3 separate regions of the Homo sapiens genome follow, and regions 1 and 3 are each linked to region 2. Evidence: read pairs that join two places in POLR2A ChIA-PET (ENCODE). Cell type or tissue: CD4-positive, alpha-beta T cell. All regions are shown on one strand.

Region 1 (2,500 bases), 130 kb before region 2:
TGGGAATTGAACAATGGGAACATCTGGACACAGGGCAGGGAACATCACACACCAGGGCCTGTTGTGGGGTTGGGGGAGGGGGGAGGGATAGCATTAAGAGAAATACCTAATGTAAATGACGAGTTAATGGTTGCAGCTCACCAACATGGCACATGTATACATATGTAACAAACCTGCACATGTACCCTAGAACTTAAAGTATAATAATGGAAAAATAAACAAAGAAACAAAGACAGATAAAACAAACAAAATCCTGTAAAAAAAAAAAAAAAGTACATAGCTTGAGTGAGTATCCATACTTGAACCAGGCTGTATGTAGTAGACCAAGGGTGTATTACCCTGTAGCCCATGATGGCTTTGAATGTGGCCTTGACGGCTTTGCATGTGGCCCCACACAAATTCATAAACTTTCTTAAAATATTATGAGATTTGTTTGTGATTTTTTGTGGTTTTTTTTGTTTGTTTGTTTGTTTTTAGCTCATAAATTATACTTCGTGTTAATGTATTTTATATGTGGTCCAAGAAAATTCTTCTTCTTCCAGTGTGGCCCAGGAAGGCCAAAAGATTAGACACCCCTAGAGTAGACTGAAGAAACTTCATTCACTTTACAAATATTTATTGAGAGTCTACTACGTTGAAAGTATTATGCTAGCTGCAGAGGGAGGATATGTGGTGCTTACTTCAATATTAGGTCATTTTTTAAAATATTTGAATATTAAGAAAGTTGTTAGCCTGGACAATCTAGCAAAACCCCCATGTCTACAAAACATATAAATACTAGCTGAGCATGGTGGTGCAGGACTGTGATTCCAGCGACTCGGGAGGCTGAGGCAGGAGAGTCACATAAGCTCAGGCATGCTGACGCTGCAGTGAGTGGTGATTGTGCCTGCACTCAAGCCTGGGTAACAGAATGAGACCCTGAAAAAAAAAAAAGGAAGGAAGGAAGGAGAAAGAAGGAACGAACGGAAAAGAAAGAAAGTTTTTTTACAATTGTAGGTGTTGACATGTGTGTGGACGCCTAGAGAGATTTCTTTGATGAACTTCCTGCATAGTCAGAGACAGGAATGACGATTTCTAAACTTACAGACGCTCTTACAGACATGGTTTCCCTGATCTCCATAAACTTTAGCTGGCAATTCAGGTGGAAACAGAAATAATATCTACAGTCCTGTTGCTTATAAAGGCAGTATATTAAGAACAGAAGTATTGGAAATTAACATATTTCATGTCAGTTTCATTTTTCATCTAACTCTGTGTCTTCTTCAAGGTAATTGACCTTCCTTATGCCTTAGGCTCTACATATGAGGCTAAATAAGAGTCATTCTCTCACAGTTGTTACAAATATTAAATAAATTAGTGTACAAAAAGCTGTAAGCACAGCAACTGACATGAAAATAAACCAATGATAAATATAGAAAAATAAAATATTTTAGTTGGAAAAACAGACAAGGAAAATTGTTATGTTCTATAATTTAAGCATTTATAGAGTGTAATGCAATAACATCTCATCAAATCTGAATATTGTATATGCTTAAAAGTTTTTAAAATCACTATCAGTAATGGACACTAGTAGTAAGAGGTAAAACAGCCAGTTGTGGTTGCTCATGCCTGTAATCCCAGCACTTTGGAAGGCTGAGGTGGTTTGAGATGGGAAGATCACTTGAACATAGGAGTTTGAGACCAGCCTGAGCAACATAAGGAGACCTCATCTCTATAAAAAATTAAAAATTAGCTGGGCTGGTGGCATGGTGCCTGTGGTCCCAGCTACTCAGGAGGCTGAGATGGGAGGTAGCTTGAGTCCACCCAGGAGGTTAGGGTTAGGGTTAGGGTTATGTGATTGCACCACATCAACTCCAGCCTGGGTGACAGAGCAAGACTCTGTTTCCAAGGTAAAGGCAAAATTCAAGAATAAAGATAACAGTACCTTGCATGTATGTTAAGCAAGCCTATTTTTAACTAACCTAAGTACAGAATACTTAACTATTATTCTCCTATTTCTTTTCTAATTTGGAATTTATCTGTATACAGTAGAGAGTTCTGAGACACACATTAAAGCCCTTAGAAGTTATTAACATTCCAGTACATGCAATGGGTTTCTTTTGTAATAATTCTGCAAGAATTTACCAGTTTCTGTTATAGAATATCTCTGGTCTCTGCCTCTCAGCCTATACTGTAAGTGTCTTACAATAAATTTGAATGCTACTCTTAATTTTGAGCTATTCAAAGGAGAGAACCTATACTAAAAATAGAGAAAGAGAGAAATAAAGGATGAAAAAGAGGGTACACTAATGATAACACTACACATGGTAAAACTGTATTTTAACATGTATTTGGACTTACTCTTTTTAAATTCATGAACATGTTTATCGATAAGTTTTAGGAATATAAGAAAATAATGAATTATTTTTGATATAGGACTGAAAATCTATTGCTACATATTATATAAATGAATGTTTTGAACCTTCTCATAACTGTAAGACCTATTTGAAAATACTAATAA
Region 2 (2,500 bases):
GGAAAGAACATTTTAGGAGGATTTATGAGGTAGAAGATACGAAGAAATTATACAATATACAAGCAAAGAAAACAAATTTTTGAAAATTTGCCAGATAGCTGGAAGCCAAAATTGTGAAAAGAAAAATCCCTATGAGAACTGCTAGTTTTATAAAATATTCTGGGAATTTAAGAAAAGGTAAATTAAATAAATTATGCATTAGTTATATTATAATTATGCTGCTGAGCTGGCATCCTTATTTTCTCCAAATTCTATCAATCAGTCAAAGAAAGTCACAGTGCATGGTCAGATTCAAAGTCACATTGCAATGGATGTAAACACAGACACCAAGAACAATTGCAGTCATTTTGTTGTCAGCCTGCAACTACCAGTAACCAGTGGTTTGATTTCAGGCAGTTCATTTCTCTTGGCCTCAGTTTCTTTATCTCCAAGATATGACTTAGGACTTTCTCTGTAGGATTCCTTACACTCCTCTGTTCCTAAAGCAACAACTTTCAAAACTGCCTTACAGGCAAATTAGAGGACTTTTCTGTATCTCAAAAAATACATATATATATAAACAAAGTGACATGTAGTTGCTTCAGTACGTGTAAAGTTACTTATTAAAAAGCAAAAATGCCATATAGAACATAAAAAGTGAAATAGGAAGATGAAATAAAATCAAACAACATTAAGTTACTATTGCAAGTCGCAAATGATTGAAGATGGCTTGTTTAGCTGTTTGCCAACACTAAACCAAATTGTCCACTTCATGTCCTAAATGGCCCAGCTTGGCACTGGATCATAACCCATATTCCACTTTATAGATTTTTCTTCATCAGTAATTCAGGGTGTGAAAGTGATCGATATTAGAATTACTCAGACTGTTAATATCGTTTAAATTAAATGGTTAATTGCTTCATTTTCTATTTTACTTGGACCATGAAGATTGAACCAATTTTATGAAGCCCAAACTTTAGACAAGCAGGTAGTAAGTGAAGGAAGTCAGTCACCAGCCAACAGCACTTCCTGTTTTCATATGCGGATAAGCAGACTCTCGTTAGAAACCCCAACTGCCAGAGAAGACAAAATGCTTTACTTCTCTCAGACTGACGAGGAAACAGTGGCTAACATAGAAATTGTTATTGTCCAGAAATAAAAACAAGCTTTCTTTAAATGCTAAGGAAAAAAATAAAGATTTAGTATTTTCCTCTGGTTTCATTTGCAAACATCTGTATGCACTGTTTTTCTTCAGGATACACAGTTGAAATGTCATATTACTGGAATCTGGAGATCACTTTGATTAAATTTTGCCTTGCATAAAGCAGGCTAAAAGAAGTTAACCCTAACTGCCTCCACCAATAAGAAAGAATGTATCTGAATTCAGCACAAATGGAAACTTGTAATGTTCTACAGTCAGGTGAGAATGAGGAAATGCTCAGATCTAAAAGGAGCTGTTGCTGTAAGGAAACCATTTCCTTGATATCTGCATGTTCATCATCTTAAGTCTCAGGCCCCCAGACAGCTGTCTCTTCAACTTCAGGAAATTAGACGCCAAAAAGAAGACCTGAAAAACTGAAACATGCTAAGCCTGTACGTTGCACAGGGGCCAGGCAAAACTATATTTAGGATTAATTTTGAGAGCTCTGGGTGGTTTTTGTTTTCTGTGTTGTGTTGTTGTTTTTAATTTGCAGGGAAGCCTGGATGTTAGAGTGATTCGTGTACACATCTTAGGTAGAGAAGCTAATAAGTAGATGTAAAGAAGTAAAACCGAATTCATTAAAACCTAGAGCATTCATTGACTTGTTTATTGCTGAGTGCTGAGTAGCAATCCACACACGGTGCAGTATTTATTTTTTTCAAAACAGAAACCCCCATAACCTATATGATGTTAACAAAGGGAAATTGCAAAACAATAACAAAAAAAGCATTTTGGAAAATAAACTCATTTTCTTCGCATTCTTCTTTCCATTGCTTCTGAAAATGTTTGAAAATCAGTAGCATTATAAACTTTACAGTCTCATTTCCCAAATTGGCTTTCTTCTTTTTCTCCTCCCAATCCTTGGTTATATTTGTCACCTTCTGTTTCTATAGCACATGGCTGAAGACCTAGCATTGCATCTGCAACAAGTACTCTGACTTTCTTCATGAATATAAGTTTACAGGAATGCCTGTATAAAAAAAAAAACCCATAGTAAGAGATTACAAATATCACATCCCTCTTAAATCAGCTTCCTGACTTCCTTTATCCCTTCATGGGTCTGGTATGTCAGCAACACTTGACAATGTGAGGTTAAACTACTTGCTCTGCTTATGATCTCATTCCCTCCTGCTATCTCTTTCAGAACAAAGACCTTATACTATCAGTTGATGAATTTTCAGCCTCTTTGCCTCTACCTGTTATATCACTGCCATCTACACATCAGCTCAAGCCATTCCTGTCTTTAAAAAACACCATCTCTGACCTTAAACCTTCCTCCATTAACCATCATTCTCTTTTTCCTTCCCCTGAAAGCCATGT
Region 3 (2,500 bases), 130 kb before region 2:
ATCAAATCTTTTAGAATGAAAGTAGATTCTCTGCATTGCTCTAATAGTTAAAACTTCTCTAACATGAAGAGTTGGTTGGGCACAATCTTATGCATGCCTCTGTGTATTGCTGGGTCAACCATGACCAAGGGATATTTTATTAACTCTAACCAAAAATACTCCTGACTATACCTCAAGTGTTTTGTTACAGGAGGAAAACAGAGAGACCAATTTCAAGAATTTGAAAATAAGCAAAATAAGGTTGTCATCACAGAACCCAACTCTGAAATTAAGATTTAATGTAAGAATAATCATTTTATAGAAAAAAGAACTGTATTCCATTCAAACCTGCAGAATTTACTCATCTATGATTAAGAAAAGGAGTCAATCATAAAAGTAACTTAACCTTGATAATTCCTCTCTTCTTTTTGGCCCCCTCAGAGTAGACTTCTTTCTATAGTACAGGGAAGAGAATTTTATTCAAAGAAGTTGAGTGGGGATATTGTGTTCCTACCTGTTTGGGGTTTCACGGAAGTGGAGATCCTACAATATCAAAAAAAAAAACTCTTTCTTTCTCAGTGTTTCCTGAAATAAGTACACATTGCCATCTGATGACGTTCTCTGCAATTCTGTATTTAATAATTCAGATGTTGGTGCCAAGCTATATAGAGGGGCCTTGGTGTTGTACCCTCCTCTAGTTATCTAGCTTATTCTTACCATAGGTGGATTAAACATCTCAACACCTCCTTGTTTGGATTTGGGAGTTTAAGAGAAATGACGGGATGGATATTCCCCCTGGCCTATGGGAGGAGTTAAGGAAGTGGGGGGACCGTTTCTTCCTTGTGAATCTCCTATATTTCCTAACTCTCTAAAGTCACTTACCCATTCTATGTCTGGAGTTCCTGTTTACTAATTCCTTTCTCTAAGGGACCCAGCCCTACCCAGCTCTTGAAATCCCTTCTAATGTGTTACTAATTGAAAAGCTGTGCAGTGACTTTTCTGCTTCTCCTGGTGACCTGCTCCAGGAAGTGACAAGCTCATGTTTTGGGGAGATTAGGGGAAGATAAAATTCTGATTCTATTAACAGGAAGTGGCAAGAAGATGGGAGCTACTGAGGTTTGCCATTTCCAACAAGACGTGAAATCAAGCATATCTATCACCAGGATTAATTTCTTCTAAAAACGGACCTGAAGTCTACATGATAAATTAATATTCCACCTGTTGACTTCTCCTTATAAGACCCTGCCTGAGTTTCATTGCCTGAGTTCCCATACATTCAACTAACAAGGATGAGGTGATGCCCAAACAACTTCTAAATAATTAGGAAGGTTAGGGAGAATCTAAATTCATTTTACCTCAAATAGAAAAAAGACAGTAACACAGACAAATACTGGAAGGTTCCTTTCAAGTTGCTGAGTTAAAGGAAAAGAGAGCTTAGTGAGCTTTGAGTATCTTAATTCTCCAGACAAGATAATCTATTGCATGGAGATGAACATATCATGCAAATTTTAGCTGGATTTCAGTAAACAAAATATGTGTTTAACTATTTTCCTTTGTTTTTATTTTAAGCTCTATGCATAAATGATGATTTGGCTCCTTGGGTAGATATGTCTATAGGAGACAAAGGCAGCATTCATATGGACATCAAGTACCTGGAATCTGAGATTGCTATTTCTCATTACAAATTTAAATACTGCCAAAGTGGTTAACTAGAATGTATTGACAGAAAAGGATCTACCCTTGATGTGCTCAAAATACTATGTTTCTGAGTGGTTAGAGTTGCTAGTCATACTCTGGATATCTTGGGAAGCCTCTTAGAGAGCCTGGCCTGGCAAAATTACTGCTTATTTTAAATTTCCAAAGAGATAATGTAACACATTATCTTGTTATCTCAGTTATAGAAGAAACAGATCATTGGGATAAATAGAAGGGACCAATGGCCTAAGATGAATGGTGAACCTAAAGAATCATACAGGATAAAACTGCCTTGAAGAGACAAAGAACTTCATAAATTACATCTATGCCTTACAAGATGTTTGAATGTAAGAGAAGACTGGGTACCAAGAATGAGTAGTATCAGTTCAAAGTGACTGGAAAAATTAGGGAGGCTGATAAAGTTTAAGATTCAAAATAAATGCAAATTACTCAGATTACTTCAATAAATTATAAGTATTTCCTTTCTAAGTGGTTTTAAAGTCATATAAGGGCCATATTGTGGTTGGCATAACAAATAATGATAAAATTTAATCCATTTATGATTAAAAGTTGTAATTTTCATGAAGTAATATTATTCTACAAGTTAATAATATTAATAATAATGACTGTCATCTTGAGTGTTTATTACATAACAGAAATTATGCTGTGTGCTTTATAAATATTTTCAATATAATCTTCACAAAAATCTTCATGAGCTGGTACTAATATTATCATTCTCAGCTTCCTGGTGGGGTTTGGTAACGTGTCTAGTTTGCACAGCTAGGAAGTGGTGGAGTCAGGATTCAATCCAAAGCCTCAGCTCATA

The links. Peaks named below come from ENCODE experiments on the same cell type or tissue, not always from the same donor. Only the 100,000 strongest peaks of a DNase experiment are listed, where the experiment ranks them.
Region 1: POLR2A ChIA-PET joins it to region 2 with 12 read pairs; 5 of 35 experiments call an interaction of 5 or more read pairs at or near these places.
Region 3: POLR2A ChIA-PET joins it to region 2 with 10 read pairs; 4 of 35 experiments call an interaction of 5 or more read pairs at or near these places.

What each region holds. Positions count from the first base shown.
Region 1 is chr21:14,541,067-14,543,566 of GRCh38, forward strand. The region is part of intron 1 of SAMSN1 (SAM domain, SH3 domain and nuclear localization signals 1); the gene reads right to left. Among named protein-coding and RNA genes, the nearest start is that of SAMSN1, 4.0 kb to the right of the region's middle. RefSeq lists an enhancer at 1,294-1,343. In CD4-positive, alpha-beta T cell, no CTCF peak of the experiment used is centred here; a DNase peak (open chromatin) is centred at 1,055; H3K4me3 peaks cover 1,921 bases; H3K27ac peaks cover 1,882 bases.
Region 2 is chr21:14,674,931-14,677,430 of GRCh38, forward strand. LOC105372738 (a long non-coding RNA gene) reads right to left here. Exons shown (of 2, transcript XR_937589.2): 2 at 1,755-2,150. Among named protein-coding and RNA genes, the nearest start is that of SAMSN1-AS1, 94 kb to the left of the region's middle. In CD4-positive, alpha-beta T cell, no CTCF peak of the experiment used is centred here; DNase peaks (open chromatin) are centred at 1,031 and 1,441; H3K4me3 peaks cover 897 bases; H3K27ac peaks cover 2,232 bases.
Region 3 is chr21:14,549,397-14,551,896 of GRCh38, forward strand. It overlaps a transcript of SAMSN1 not described here. Among named protein-coding and RNA genes, the nearest start is that of SAMSN1, 4.3 kb to the left of the region's middle. In CD4-positive, alpha-beta T cell, no CTCF peak of the experiment used is centred here; a DNase peak (open chromatin) is centred at 1,005; H3K27ac peaks cover 528 bases.